Regions from separate parts of the Homo sapiens genome. Here region 2 is linked to region 1. A link is an interaction called in ENCODE POLR2A ChIA-PET data of the cell type or tissue named here. Cell type or tissue: OCI-LY7. All regions are shown on one strand.

Region 1 (8,000 bases):
TGAGCCACCACTCCCGGTCATGTTTTAATGTTATTTTATTTTATTTTTGAGACGGAGTCTCACTCTGTCACCTAGGCTGGAGTGCAGTGGCGCAATCTCGGCTCACTGCAACCTCCACCTCCCAGGTCCAAGTGATTCTCGTTCCTCAGCCTCCCGAGTAGCTGAGATTACAGACGTGCACCACCATGCCTGGCTAATTATCGTATATTTTTAGTAGAGATGGGGTTTCACCATTTTGGCCAGGCTGGTTTCGAACTCCTGACGTCAAGTGATCTGCCCACATTGGCCTCCCAAAGTACTAGCATTACAGGCATGACTGACCGCACCCGGATGTTACTTTATTTATTTTTTTTGAGATGGAGTCTCACTCTGTCGCCCAGGCTGGAGTGCAGTGCGTGATCTTGGCTCACTGCAAGCTCTGCCTCCTGGGTTTCCGCCATTCTTCTGCCTCAGCCTCCCGAGTAACTGGGACTACAGGCGCCCACCACCACGCCTGGCTAATTTTTTTGTATTTTTAGTGGAGACGGGGTTTCACCATGTTAGCCAGGATGGTCTCAATCTCCTGACCTCATGATCTGCCCGCCTCAGCCTCCCAAAGTGCTGGGATTACAGGCGTGAGCCACTGCGCCCAGCCGTATTTTATTTTTTTGAGTTAGGGTCTTGCTGTGTTGCCCAGGTTGGAGTGCAGTGGCTAGACCGTGGCTCACTGCAGCCTCGACCTTCAGGCTCAAACAGTCCTCCTGCCTCAGCCTCCCAAGTAGCTCGGACTACAGGCGCAAAGCAGGATGCTGGACTAATTTTTAAAGGTTTTGGAGAGATGAGGTCTCACTGTGTGGCCCAGGCTGATCTCAAATTCTTGGTCTCAAGCCATCCTTCCACCTCAGCTTCCTAAAGTGCTGGGATTATAGGTATGAGCCATTGTACTTGGCTAGGACATTTTTTCACTACGTATCCCTGACTACTAATAGGTTTGAGCATATTTTAAATTTTTATATTGTCAAATATTTTTATCATTTAAAAAATGGCTCCTGCCTTGCTAAAAAGTTCTTTCTTGATCCAAAGTTATAAATATTCTAAAATGTCATATTTTTATTTTTGTATTTTTTCATTTAGATCTTCAATCCATCTGGAATTTTTAATTTTTTATATTTTTGAGATGAAGTTTTGCTCTTGTTGCCCTGGCTGGAGTGCAATGGTGCAATCTCGGCTCACTGCAATCTCCGCCTCCCAGGTTCAAGCAATTCTCCTCCCTCAGCCTCCCAAGTAGTTGGGATTACAGGAATGTGCCACCACACCTGGCTAATTTATTTTTTAGTAGAGTCAGTAGTAGTTTGTCCATGTTGGCCAGGCTGGTCTTGAACTCCCGACTTCAGGTGATCTGCCCCCCCTCAGCCTCCCAAAGTGCTGGGATTACAGGAGTGAGCCACCGCGCCTGGCTGGAATTTATTTTCGTATATTGTGTGAAGTAGGGATTTCCATTTGTGTTTTTCAGTTTTGACAATAACATTTTATTAGTACAAAAGAGTTGATACTAACTCCCTTACTAATTGTAGTCACATGAGACTGATATCAGAGCTATTAGGCCAATTTATTTTTTTATTTATTCATTTTTTATTTATTCTTATTTTTATTTTTTTTGCGATGGAGTCTCACTCTGTCGCCCAGGCCAGAGTGCAGTGGCGCGATCCCGGCTCACTGCAAGCTCCGCCTCCTGGGTTCACGCCATTCTCCTGCCTCAACCTCCCGAGTAGCTGGGACTACAGGCGCCCGCCACCACACCCGGCTAATTTTTTGTATTTTTAGTAGACACGGGGTTTCACCGTGTTAGCCAGGATGGTCTTGATCTCCTGACCTCGTGATCCACCCGCCTCGACCTCCCAAAGTGCTGGGATTACAGGCGTCAGCCACCGTGCTTGGCAGGCCAATTTATTAACTTAGGAGAATAGAACTACTAAGTCAGCCAGAATATTAATGTTCTTTTTTTTTTTTTTTTTTTTTTGAGACAGAGTTTCACTCTTGTTGCCCAGGCTGGAGTGCAATGGCACTGTCTCAGGTCACTGCAACCTCCACCTCCTGAGTTCAAGCGATTCTCCCGTCTCAGCCTCCCGAGTAGCTGGGATTACAGGCGCATGCCACCACTCTGGGCTAATTTTTGTATTTTTAGTGGAGACGGGGTTACATCATACTGGTCAGGCTGGTCTCGAACTCCTGACATCAGGTGATCCGCCCGCCTTGGCCTCCCAAAGTGCTGGGATTTATAGGCGTGAGCCACAGCGCCTAGCCTTAATGTTAGTTCTTAACCAGTGGTAGACCAGAAGTCTAATTGGGATTTTTTGTTTTTGTGTTTGTTGTAATACAATTTCTGTTTCTCATTTATCCTACCTGAAAAGCATACTGCATCTCTGACCTCTCAGCATACTAACAATAATATTGATCACATAGCATTTCTTGTAGTTCATAAACTTCACGTGTCAATAATATACTATAAATATAAATGAATTAATGAACAACAGGATGCTCATAAGCTTACAGACATCTTTTTCTCAAAAAAGCTGGGAATTTTGTTTCTGTTTTATTGGGATACTGACTCTCAACATTTCATATATTGCATTCCACCAACGTAGCTGAGAGTCAATTTATGAAATATTTTGTAGTGTAAGACAGAAAGTGGGGAGGACCAAGTATGTCAACCACTAGGAGTGTGGTGCCTAGTCAGGAATTGGGAGGAGTGTAGCAAGAAAGGAAGGACAACAGGATTTGGTCATTGATTGGTCAGATGGATTTCAGAGGGATTGGTATGAAGGAACGCTTCAAAGATTTTTTTTTTAATTTAAGTTCCAGGATACAGGTGCAGAATGTGTAGGTTTGTTACATACTTATAGGTGAGCCATGGTGGTTTGCTGCACCAATCAACCCCTCATCTAGGTTTTATTTATATTTTTTTTTGAGACGGAGTTTCGCTCTTGCTGCCCAGGCTGGTGTGCAATGGTGCGATCTCGGCTCACCGCAACCTCTGCCTGCTGGGTTCAAGCGATTCTCCTGCCTCAGCCTTCTGAGTAGCTGGGATTACAGGCATGTGCCACCACGCCCGGCTAATTTTGTATTTTTAGTAGAGACGGGGTTTCTCCATGTTGGTCAGGCTGGTCTCGAACTTCCGACTTCAGGTGATCTGTCCGCCTCGGCCTCCCAAAGTGCTGGGATTACAGGCAGCAGCCACCGCGCCCAGCCAGGTTTTAAGTCCCGCATGCATTAGCTATTTGTCCTAATGCTCTCCCTCCCCTTGACCCCCACGCAACCAAAGATGGTTTTAAGGCTTCTAGGACTGGAGATGATTACTTTCAGAAATGAATAGTGGTGACCAGATGAAATAAGACTTTTGGATGTAGATAGGACCTTAGCGATATATTTCCAGCTTTTTATTTTTTATTTTAAGGATGAAGAAACAGCTTTAAGTTGGTTGCCTAAAGTCACGCAGGTAATTGATGCAGTATGGCCAGAACCCATACTAGGCTTAAGGGACAGTGTACCATAAACTCGTAGAGGTCCTTTAAACAGATAGAAACGCTGTGCTCCAGGCAGATGCCATAACAAACACTGGCTCTAGATCTACCATGGGTTATATGGGTCCTTAGTTAAGATTAGATATGGAGTCACAGTGTGCCAGAATTTCAGGGAGAGAGGAAAGTGGAAGGGCTTTCCACTAAGCCTTTTGAACTACTAGGTACCCCTCGTTTTACATCTGGTTATCTCATTTAAATCTATGACGTTTTAAAATACTTATTACCATTTAAGACATGAGAAAAATTAAGTTTAGAAACGGCTAGATAGCTCACGCTAGAAAGGAAGGACTCCAAATTTTAACCAAGGGCAGATGTGCATGGAGGCCAAGTCATTTCCTTCCCATGCTCTCATACTGACCCAACAAACCCATTCTGCACGTGAGAAAACTGAGGCCCGGAGGAGGGAATTCACACACGTTTGAAGCCAAGCTGGGGCCAGAAAGTAGATCGGCTGATCTCCAAACCTCCACGTCAAAGGTCTTCCCAGGAGGACATATGCCTTCAAGGATTTTACAATGTATACCACCCTACAAGTGATGGGAGAGAGGGGAAAAAAGCAACCGACTAAGGAGAAAAGCAAGGAGCAGAAAAAGGAGCAAAAGAGGAGCTGTCAGAACGGTGTGAGGAGAGTGGGAAAGGAGCCGCCTCCTTTTGCCTCTCTTCCTACTTATTAACAAAACAGAACGACTATCCAACGTATTTCAGGGAGCTAAGTCTTAGCCAGCTTCAGCTGTGTTTTAACCCTTAGCTAAATATAGACAAGGCTAAGGCAGGCCAGGTGTACACTTCAGGAAGACGTGGAAATTCCCAGGGCGGACCAAAACTTGAGCTGTTCCGGCGGTAGTGATTTGAGGTCAGTTTGAAAGAGAAGTTGAGAAAGCGGCCGAGGGGCGAATTTGGCTGCACTACACGCTCGCCACAAAGAGGAAGGGCCGCCGGCCGCCGGGGCCGAGTGCGCTTCCAGCCCAGGCGGAGCGGTAGACGCAACAGCCTCCGCCCGCCACGTGACCCGTAGTGTTGTGGTCTGGCCCGCGTGGGTGGCGGGAGCGCCGAGAGGGCGGGGGCGGCGATGGGGCGGGTCACGTGATGGGGTTTAAATCTCCCGCAGCCGGAGCCGCGGGGGCGCCAGTGCCGCGCGTCGAGCGGGAGCAGAGGAGGCGAGGGAGGAGGGCCAGAGAGGCAGTTGGAAGATGGCGGACGAGGCGGCCCTCGCCCTTCAGCCCGGCGGCTCCCCCTCGGCGGCGGGGGCCGACAGGGAGGCCGCGTCGTCCCCCGCCGGGGAGCCGCTCCGCAAGAGGCCGCGGAGAGATGGTCCCGGCCTCGAGCGGAGCCCGGGCGAGCCCGGTGGGGCGGCCCCAGAGCGTGAGGTGCCGGCGGCGGCCAGGGGCTGCCCGGGTGCGGCGGCGGCGGCGCTGTGGCGGGAGGCGGAGGCAGAGGCGGCGGCGGCAGGCGGGGAGCAAGAGGCCCAGGCGACTGCGGCGGCTGGGGAAGGAGACAATGGGCCGGGCCTGCAGGGCCCATCTCGGGAGCCACCGCTGGCCGACAACTTGTACGACGAAGACGACGACGACGAGGGCGAGGAGGAGGAAGAGGCGGCGGCGGCGGCGATTGGGTACCGAGGTGCGCAGGGTGCGGGCGGCCGGAACTGCGCATCTCCTCCTCCCTCTCCCCGGGCTCCTACTGGCCTGAGGTTGAGGGCGGCTGGGGGCTCGGGGCAGGCTCCGCGGCGTTCCCCTCCCCACCCCGGCCCTCCGTTCAGCCGCGCTCCTCCGGGGCTGCGGTTCCTACTGCGCGAGCTGCCAGTGGATTCGCTCTTTTCCTCCGTCCGTGGCCCGCCTGGGCGGCCTTGTTCTTTCCGCAGCAGCCAGGTCGGGAGACTCTCGCAGTCGCTTTAAAATAAGTTTCTCTCCCCCTCTTACTCTTTTAGCATATTGCTTTTGTTAGAGCTTTTTTTTTCTTTTTCTTTATTTTTTATTTTCATTGCTTTTCTCCTCTACCCCCCAGCACACTTAAGTCTGCAACTTTTTGGCTGTCCCGTTGGTCTGCGTTTTCAATTGCTTTTTGCAAACTTGACACCTGTGCAGTTTGCTTTTTTTGGTCTATATTTTTATGACTGAAATTACAATTTTTGAAAGAGGAAAGCTGTTTCTATAGTCACAGCTTGCAAAATTTAAAGAACGTGGCTGTTCCTGAAGACATTACCATTCTGTAATGCAGTTAGGAGTGGGTATGGGAGAGAGAGTACTTTTAGAGCTGTTCATATTACTTTTATTCTAATCTTGCTCTTGTGCGGTAATGGTGTTTGGGCTAAACATGCTTTTTTTGTATGTATGTAGTATTGAGACACAAACTTAACACTTCTAGCATAATGAAGCAGATATGTTGCAGTTGTCATGTTCTTGAAGGTTTCTTTTTTTTTTTTTTTTTTTTTTTGAGACGGAGTCTCGCTCTGTCGCTAGGCTGGAGTGCAGTGGCGCGATCTCGGCTCAGTGCAACCTCCGCCTCCCGCGTTCAACCGATTCTCCTTCAGCCTGCCGAGTAGCTGGGACTACAGACACCCGCCACCACGCCCAGCTAATTTTTGTGTTTTTAGCAGAGACGGGGTTTCACCATGTTGGCCAGGATGGTCTTGATTTCTTGACTTCGTGATCCGTCCGCCTCGGCCGCCCAAAGTGCTGGGATTACAGGCGTGAGCCACCGCGCCCGGTCAGGTTTCTTATTTTTGATCTGAGGAGTTTCTATCCTTGATAGGTGTTCATCTTTATCAATATTTGGGTCAGGCCGGGCGCGGTGGCTCTTTCGTGTAATCCTAGCACTTTGGGAGGCCAAAGCGGGAGGATCTCTTGAGCCTAGGAGTTTCAGGCCAGCCTGGGCAACATAGCGAGACCTCCTCTCTACTAAAAGTAAAAAAAGCGGGACGTGGTGTCGCACACCTTTAGTCCCAGGTACTAGAGTTCGAGGTTGCAGTGAGCTGTGATCCTGCCACTGCACTCCAGGGTGGGCAACAGAGTGAGACCCCGTCTCAAAAAAAAAAAAAAAAAAAAGTAATATGTGTTTTTAGGGACTGATTTAGTAAAGAGACCCTGATTTCAAGCAACACAGTTGAGTACTAATTTATTATTTACCTAATAATAATTGTGTTATTAATACTGTTTATTTAATAGAGGAAACAATGCAGAGGTACTTGTAGTATTGTGTAAGTTTAACGTGCGCATTGCCAAGGTTATATTTGAATGACGTTTTTATGTAAATGTCCATTTATTACACGTTTCACGAACGCTATTGTTTGTGATTGTATGATACATTCTAGCTAGATTATTATCTTTTCTTTTTTTTTTTCCTTTTCTTTTTTTTTAAAAGGTGGAGTTTCGCTCTTGTTACCCAAGCTGGAGTGCAATGGCGTGATCTCGGCTCACCGCAACCTCCGCTTCCCGGGTTCAAGCCATTCTCGTGCCTCAGCCTCCTGAGTAGTTGGGATTACAGGCATGCGCCACCATGCCCGGCTAATTTTTGTATTATTAGTAGAGACGAGATTTCTCCATGTTGGTCAGGCTGGTCTCGAATTCTCAACCTCAGGTGATCCGCCTGCCTCGGCCTCCCAAAGCTCTGGAATTAGAGGCGTGAGCCACCGCTCCCGGCTATCTTTTCTGTTTTTTAAGTAGACTTAATTTATTTTTAGATTTTGGCTGAAACTGAGTGAGCAGAATTCCTAAAGATGAAGAAACTGTTCCAATGAACAGTGCAAGCTGACCCCATAGGCATGCTTTACACACGCCGTGTAAATGTTAAATGCTGTACTCGATGAAAATGATTGCTCTATAACCGTTCATACATTTTAGGTGCATGTTGTTTTGATAGCCTTGACTGACTTGGTTTCTTTTGCAGATAACCTTCTGTTCGGTGATGAAATTATCACTAATGGTTTTCATTCCTGTGAAAGTGATGAGGAGGATAGAGCCTCACATGCAAGCTCTAGTGACTGGACTCCAAGGCCACGGATAGGTATGGCTCAGAGCTGTTAATTTTAGAGAGTAAATGTACGGTTTTTGGTTTGTTTGTTTTGAGACAGAGTTTCGCTCTTGTTGCGGAGGCTGGAGTGCAATGGCGCGATCTCGGCTCACCGTACCCTCCGCCTTCCAGGTTCAAGCGATTCTCCTGCCTCAGCCTCCCCAGCAGCTGGGATTACATGCATATGCCACTACGCCCGGCTAATTTTGAATTTTTAGTAGAGACGGGGTTTCTCCATGTTGGTCAGGCTGGTCTTGAACTCCCGACCTCAGGTGATCCGTCCGCCTGGGCCTCCCAAAGTGCTGGGATTACAGGCATGTGCCACCTTGCCCCACCTCACTTGTCCCCTTTTTGTGTAGTGTTCTTCATCCGGTTAGAATATCTTCCTCCCTCACTTCATATTCCTTGTTTTTTCACTTTATTGTACACTTA
Region 2 (8,000 bases), 80 kb before region 1:
CATCTCTATAAAAAATTAGCCGGATGTGGTGGTGCACACCTGCAGTCCCAGCCATTTGGGGGCGGAGGTGGGAGGATCATCTGAGCCTAGGAGGTCGAGGCTGCAGTGAGTCGTGATCACACCACTGCACTCCAGCCTGGGTGACAGAGAGAGACTCTATCTCAAAAAAAAAAAAAAAAAAAAAAAAAATTGAAACAAAGTGGCTAATTTGGGAGGTAATCCCAGGTGGCACCTTAGCAGAATGAGAACCAAAGCTATAAAAGGTACATTATCAAACAAGTTACTGCCATGGGTAACTGCAAATGATCCCACTGGGGAACCCTGGGAGATAATATAAAACTTCTTAGAGTTATCTCACATGAGGGGTGAAGGACCTGGAGAATTTAGCTTCCCACTTCCACTCATTATTGTCATCCAAAGGGCATTTACTCCCTGACACTTACTGCCTGCTGATTTGCTGCCAAGTAGGCTCCATTGCCAGAGCAAGCCCTCTGGCAGAGTCACAATGTTTGTGGCTGGAGCCACAAGGTTGGCAATGCCTAGGAAGGTAGTGCCCAGGGACACGGCAGCACACCAAAATCATTGCGTACATTTAAATTTTTCTTGGTGGGACGCGGCGGCTCATGCCTGTAATCCCAGTGCTTTGGTGGGCCGAGGTGGGCAGATCACGAGGTCAGGAGTTCGAGACCAGCCTGGCCAACATGGTGAAACTCCGTCTCTACTAAAAACACAAAAAATTAGCCGGGCATGATGGCAGGTGCCGTAATCCCAGCTACTTGGCAGGCTGAGGCAGGAGAATAGCTTGACCCGGGAGGCAGAGGTTGCAGTGAGCCGAGGTGGTGCCACTGCACTCCAGCCTGGGCAACAAAGCAAGATTCTGTCTAAAAAAAAAAAAAATTTCTTTCTCTTTTTTACTCCAAGATGTTACACAAAACTATTTTATTTTAGAACTGTATTTATCAGAAGACATATTTATTGCATATTTAAGCAGAAAGAAAGTAAAAATGAGATTGTCTCGCACAGTGGTTTTCAGATGCAGTGCTCCATATTTTACTTTTTGCAATAAAGAATTAGAATGTGGTGGGGGCTATTTGGTGGCTGCTCATCACAGAAGAGACATCAAAAGGCAAATTCCAAAGTGAATATCTAGCACTGCTTGAGGAAATTAGCAAATATGCTGAAAAGTAATATATAAGAAGCCACTCAGGGCTTGGTAAAGTTGACAGGAATAATATTTCTTAAATGCTGACATTATAAAAATTTACGCTGCAGTAAAATGAAATCATAAATAATCATGCAACAGCACTTTGATATATCCAACTCCAGCTTTAAGGCACTAGTCAGAAAAGCCAATAATCTTTTAAACAGCATAAAGAAAATACTTGTAAATGCAACCTTTGGCAGAATTTCATAATTCTCCAACAACAGCTTTTTAGAACAATGATTCCCAGTTGGATGCAATGGCTCATGTCTGTAATCTTAGCACTTTGGGAGGCCAAAGTGGGCAGATCACCTGAGGTCAGGAGTTCTAAACCAGCCTGGGCAACATGGTGAAACCCCATCTCTACTAAAAATATGAAAATTAGCCAGGTGTGGTGGCGGGTGCCTGTAATCCCAGCTACTTGGGAGGCTGAGGCAGGAGAATCTCTTGAACCCAGGAGGTGGAGGTTGCAGTGAGCCGAGACAGTGCCACTGCACTCCAGCCTGGGCAACAAGAGCAAAACTCTGTTTCAAAAAAAAAAAAAAGAACAATGATTCCCATCCCCTCCACTTCATTCTTTTTTTTTTTTTTTTTTTTTTTTTTTTTTTTTTTGACACGGAGACACAGGGTCTTGCTCTATCACCCAGGCTGGAGTGCAGTGGCAGGATCATAGCTCACTGCAGCTTCAAACTCCCAGGCTCAAGTAATCCTTCTGCCTCAGCCTCCCAAGTAGCTGGAACTACAGGCGCACGCCAGCATACCTAGCTAATGGTTTTTTAATTTTGTGGAGACAGGGCTCTTGCTATGTTGCTCAAGCTGGTCTCGAACTCCTGGACTCAAGCGATCCTCCCATCTCAGCCTCCCAAAGTTCTAGGAGTACAGGCCCAAGCCACTGCAGCTGGCTCCACTTCATTCTTAAACAATAGCATACATATCACAATATGAAGACATCAAAACTGGCATCACAATTTGTTCTGAGTAAATTATATGTGAAAATTGATTATATGAATTGGCATTATCTGTTATTACCCAAGTAAATTAGAGCCGAGAACCAGGGAGAGGAAAAGAAAAGCACTCAGGACACAAATGCCTACCCAAGAATTCTATCACAAGCCAGCTGCCGAAATGACCTGCCTTGCCTCTAAGGCTAGTTTTACCTATTGCCATCACTCACCAATTACAGCTTGCTAGCTCCCAGAACTTTGCTAGTGCCAATGAGTTTTCTTTCATAACAATATGTAACATTTCTCTTTCTAATAAAACCCCCAACATTTTATTTGTTCTTCAGACACACCAAAGACCATCCCATCTGTGTGTATGCCTTGAATTGCAATGTAGTTTTTATATATTTTCCCAAGTAAAATGTTTTACATAGAGATTCGAATCTATATTTTTGTTTGACTTTGACATAACATATATCTACACTGTGGAATGTTATCAGCTGTTAAAAAGCAGGAATTCATTCTGAATGTAAGGATTTAAAGAGAAGTCTCTTAATAATAAAAGTTAACACTAAAAAAAGTGTTTACAATGTGCCTGGTATTGGTCTAAATATTTTACGTATATTAAGTTATTGTGCGTGTGTGTGTGTGTGTGTGTGTGTGTGTGTGTGACAGGATCTCATTCTGTCACCCAGGCTGGAGTACAGTGGTGCAATCGCAGCTCACTGCAGCCTCAACATCCCCCCCCACACACACACCCGGGCTCAAGTAACGGGATTACAGGCACGCACCACCACTCCTGGCTAATTTTCATATTTTTTTTTAGAGATGGTTTCACCATGTTGCCCAGGCTGGTCTCAAACTCCCGGCCTCAAGCAATCCGCCCACCTCACCCTCCCTAATTGCTAGGACTACAGGTGTGAGCCACTGCGCCTGGACAATTAAGTTATTTACTCCTCAAAAAAAAAAATTTTATGAGGTAGACACTAATATTTTGACCATTATATAACTAAGAAGACATAGATGCAGAGGGGTTAACTAGCTTGTCCAAGGTCATACAACTCATCAGTGAAAAGCTGAGCCCACATTCTTAACCACTGCGTAACACAGAGAAATGTGTACAGTATAACCCCATTCTTTACTTTTAAAGCTCTCATAAGTGCACATATACACACCTGTGTTAGCATAGAGAATAGTGGAAGGAAACACACCTGAGTGTCAGCCTTGGTTACTTCAAGAAACAGAAGCAGAGAAGGTTGGCAACCTGGCTATATATGATTCTTTGAATTTTTTAACAGCAAGTCTATACTACTTTTGTTTTTATTCAGTATCTAAATTACTATTTTTTTAAAAAGAAGGAAAATTTCGTAGAATCCTATGAGAGGGGCTCAAGAGGCCTCAGCATCATGCCTGAGTCTCTGAAGTGTCTCCCACCCACACTACACCTAATTTTGGTGTGCACAGACTTGGTCTGAATCTGACAGAAACAGAAAGACTTGGGGAACCCCCAGGGGTTCAAGAAACACAGAACTGAACATTCATCGTGTTTACATGTAGGGGAGTGATTGTACTCCTGTGTTTGCTTAAAACACTGTTTTTCTACACTTCAGGCTTCTCCTTTGATCAGTTTGTTAAATTATAACCATTTCCAGTTACTGGGTGATGCAATCAATGTGCAGACTCCACAGCCATCTCTTGGGTAACCAACAGAGACATCTGAATCAAACTCTATGGATCTTCATTCCCAGCAAGAAGAGAAGATGTAAAAGTTCTCCCCAAAGAGAGATTTGAAGTGACTATTTCTCAAAAGACTATAATCCACCACAAGCCATCTAACTATCTTCTTTTGAATACAAGTGTTCTAGGGTGTTCAGGAACGTTCTGCTTAAAGGCTAAATTCTAATAGGGTGCTACATCACAACCCTGAGAATCAACACATAATAATTTGAAGGACAGTTACAATGTGTGTATACAATGTGTGTATATACAACACATCCAAACTAGTTGGATGGCTAGATAGATAGCCAGCCAGATAGACAAATGATACAAACAGGTAACATTTACCTAGGGCTTCCTAGAGGTGAACCGCTGTGCTAAGCATTTTTTATGTATCTCCCCATTTAATCCTCATGGTAACCCTATAAGAAGGTACTATTTTTTATTTAAGAGATGGAGTCTCACTATGTCACCCAGGATGGAATGCAAGCACCTAATCACAGGAGTGATCATCACACACAGCAGCTTTGAACTCCTGGCCTCAAGCCAGCCTCCTGCCTCAGCCTCTTGAGTAGCTAGGACTACAGGTGCACAACAATGCACCTAGATGAGCAAGTACTATTATAATCCCTATTTTATAGATGCAGAAACTGAGGTCTAGAGAAGTTAAGTAACTTTGCCAAGTAATACAGATAATAAGTAGTAGAGCTAGGATGTGAACTCAGGTAGTGTAGCTTGGTAGCCAGGAGGTAAACTTCTATAATACTCTGCTTCAGTGGATTTATAAATGATTCAGAATGTCTACAGAGCTATTTACAGATAAGGCATTATTGGGCCGGGCATGGTGGCTTACACCTGTAATCCCAGCACTTTGGGAGGCCCAGGCAGGAGGATCACCTGAGGTCAGGAGTTTGAGACCAGCCTGGCCAACATGATGAAACCCCATCTCTACTAAAAATACAAAAATTAGCCAGGCATCATGGCAGGCGCCTGTAGTCCCAGCTACTGGGGAATCTGAGGCACAAGAATCACTTGAACCCAGGAGGCAGAGGTTGCAATGAGCTGAGATTATGCCACTGCACTCCAGCCTAGATGACAGAGTGAGACTCCATCTCAAAAAAGAAAAAAAATTAAATTCAATTCAATAAGGCATTATCATAGGATAGGGCAATGCCTTGGAACACTGACTGAAGTCAACCTGCCTTGGTTCAGACCCCTTTCCCTTCCCATACAAGCTGTATGGCTTTAAGCAAATTATTCAACCTCCTGGCCTTTGGTTTTCTCATCTATAAAATGAGAATAATATTGATATCAGCCTCACAAGCTTGTAGTGAGAATAAGTTAATATATATAAAATTAATATTAAATGAGATAATAAATGTAAACTAATATATGTAAAGAGTGTTCCTGCACATAGTAAACATTCAATCAATGTTAGCTAGCATTATGTCAGTAAAGCCAAAGACACTGAGAATTGTCTCAAGGTTTCCCTTCTGAGGAATACCTTCTAGTTTCGGTGTCAATGCTAAGTGTCTTTTAAGATGATAAACCAATCTTTAAACTTGGCACTGCTGTGCAGATTGAAAAAGTTAAGAATAAATGCAATATAAACAAAACTCTTTAATTTCAGACCTTCTCCATTCTGCAGTTATATAACGTGACTTACCTGAAGAATCTGAATTTTGCGGGGAGACTGACTTCTCTAGGGGCTTGGGTTCTTTCTGCTCCGTTTTCTCTGCGGTTGAAGCCAGCTCCTCTTTCTTTCTTTCTCTTTGCTCATTACATTCCTCATTTTCCATCTTGGTGGTATGAGTCTTGTCAGATTCTTCCAGCATCAGGTCTTTTTTACCTCTGACAACCCAGTGCATTGACTAAATTAATGTAAAGCAGAGATATAAAAATTAAATTGATATTATATGATTTTCTATATTTAAAGTTTGATATGTGGTAACACCTGACCTACTACTGTAGTGCTAATTAACAGCATGTTAGACTTGACTATTAACAAGATACTCATAAATTAATCCAGATATTAATTAATCCAACTATTAATAGTTACTTTTCACCATACACCCTTTTGTACCTTTTTCATTTTCTGTTCTGTATATGTATTTCCTATTAGATCTAAAAATTGGACAGATGGATGAATGAATGGAGGGATGGATGGATGAACTAACAAATGAATACAGTGAAAAAGAGCGCTTTTGAGTTTGCTGTATCAAGAATATTTCAAGTGGAATCATTAGCCCTACCATCAACCAAAATAATGCATAACTATTTCTTAAAACCTCATCGGGATATTGTGGGAAGCTATTCCTGAAGTACTAAGAAACAGTGACACACTACCTCTATTACCACAACTCAAGACTAGAAGGAAACATAGCCTTTAACACCCTAAAATTATAAATATTCTAGCTCTCTGCCCTAATCAAATCAAAGAAGTCATTTATTCCCACCTTCAACCTATCTCTTCCCAACTACAAAGAAGTGTCATCCTGAATCCTCTTCTCCAAATATAACCAGTCCAAAGGCTAATCAACCCCAAGATCCAAGAACCACCCCATAAAGCAGTCATTGCCACCAATAAATGTAACCAGCTCTCACCCTAACAAGAAAAAGAAAAGAGGCTGGGCACAGTGGCTCATGCTTGTAATCCCAGCACTTTGGGAAGCCAAGGTGGGTGGATCATTTGAGGCAAGGAGTTCGAGACCATCCTTGGCCAACAAGGTGAAACCACGTCTCTACTAAAAATACAAAAATTAGCTGGTCGTGGTGGTGCACACCTGTAATCCCAGCTACTCAGGAGGCTGAGGCGGGAGAATTGCTTGAACCCAGGAGGTGGAGGTTGCAGTGAGCCGAGATCGCACCATTGCACTCCAGCCTGGGCAACAGAGCAAGACTCGGTCTCAAAAAAAAAAAAAAAGAAAAAGAAATGGGAAGGAAAGGCACCAAAATATAACTGTAGTTATGCCTGTGTAACAGAATTACATCTTTTGTTTTTGTATTTCCCAAATTTTCTATGAGAAGATTATATATATGTACAATTAGAAAACATTGTATTTTAGGCTGGGCGCAGTGGCTCACACCTTAATCCCAGCACTCTGGGAGGCCTAGGTGGATGGATCACAAGGTCAGGAGTTCCAAACCAGCCTGGCCAACATGGTGAAACCTCACCTCTACTTAAAAAAACAAAAATTAGTTGGGCAAGGTAGTGTGTGCCTGTAATCCCAGCTACCCGGGAGGCTGAGGCACGAGAATCACTTGAATCCGGGAGGCAGAGGTTGCAGTGAGCTGGTATCGCACCACTGCACTCCAGCCTGGGTGACAGAGCGAGATTCTGTCTCAAAAAAAAAAAGAAAATATTCAATTTTAAAAATTAGGCGAAGTTTCGATGCAAAAACATACAAGGTGGGAGATTCCTGGTGCCAACAATATGTGTGGGAAGGGAATAGTTACAGAGTAAACACTTCAAAACCATTTGCTAAATTGTAAATGCAAGTATTACCCATTTCTCTGTAGATTTTATTTCAAAATAAAAACGTTAATTTTTAAAAGAGGCAATGCCTCAGCTGGTATTAAAAAAAAAAATGACTTTTGTTTGGTTGGTTTAGGTTTGTTGTTTTGGTTTGGTTTTTGCATATGCACAAAATAAAAGAGGCTGCCAGTGACTTCCTCTGCAGAGGGAAAAGGATATTAGGAAGGTTAGTGAAAAACAAGGAATAAGACATTCAAGAATTCAGGGCCCAGAGAGCTGAAAATGTAAACTGTGAGCTTCACAAGCCAGCAAAGTGGCCTGTACGTGATGTATTGATCTCTGTGCCTCAGTACTTCTCTCTTGAAATCAAAGTACCTGTGGTCTGTCTTAGATAGGTTAGGATTAATGTCTAATCCACAGTAAATGCTTTAAAGGTCCTCAGTGAAAAGATGTTCTGAAATAGTAGTCTTATCCATCTCCTTTGTGAGTAAATCAGAATAAAATATGTTATCAGACTCCCATATCTGCTGATCCTCATTAAAGAAATATACAGAAGAAATATCCAAACTGTATCTAACCTTAGATACAAGTGCTTCTCACGCTTTGTAGTTCAATCAAAGGACTAACATCAGAGTGATGCTAAGCAGCCTGGTTTGCTGGGACACAG

What was found. Peaks named below come from ENCODE experiments on the same cell type or tissue, not always from the same donor. Only the 100,000 strongest peaks of a DNase experiment are listed, where the experiment ranks them.
Region 2: POLR2A ChIA-PET joins it to region 1 with 11 read pairs; 8 of 35 experiments call an interaction of 5 or more read pairs at or near these places.

What each region holds. Positions count from the first base shown.
Region 1 is chr10:67,879,972-67,887,971 of GRCh38, forward strand. It overlaps SIRT1 (sirtuin 1), which reads left to right and starts at 4,685. Exons shown (of 9, transcript NM_012238.5): 1 at 4,685-5,180; 2 at 7,446-7,562. The coding sequence starts at 4,751. RefSeq lists promoters at 2,365-4,750, 3,721-4,752, 4,540-4,751, 4,578-4,753, enhancers at 4,201-4,260, 4,281-4,440 and silencers at 4,521-5,060, 4,561-4,745, 5,180-5,474, 5,271-5,390. In OCI-LY7, CTCF peaks have their summits at 4,730 and 4,959; DNase peaks (open chromatin) are centred at 4,610, 5,170 and 6,070; H3K4me3 peaks cover 3,334 bases; H3K27ac peaks cover 2,654 bases.
Region 2 is chr10:67,800,059-67,808,058 of GRCh38, forward strand. It overlaps DNAJC12 (DnaJ heat shock protein family (Hsp40) member C12), which reads right to left. Exons shown (of 5, transcript NM_021800.3): 4 at 5,525-5,729. Among named protein-coding and RNA genes, the nearest start is that of DNAJC12, 34 kb to the right of the region's middle. In OCI-LY7, no CTCF peak of the experiment used is centred here; no DNase peak of the experiment used is centred here.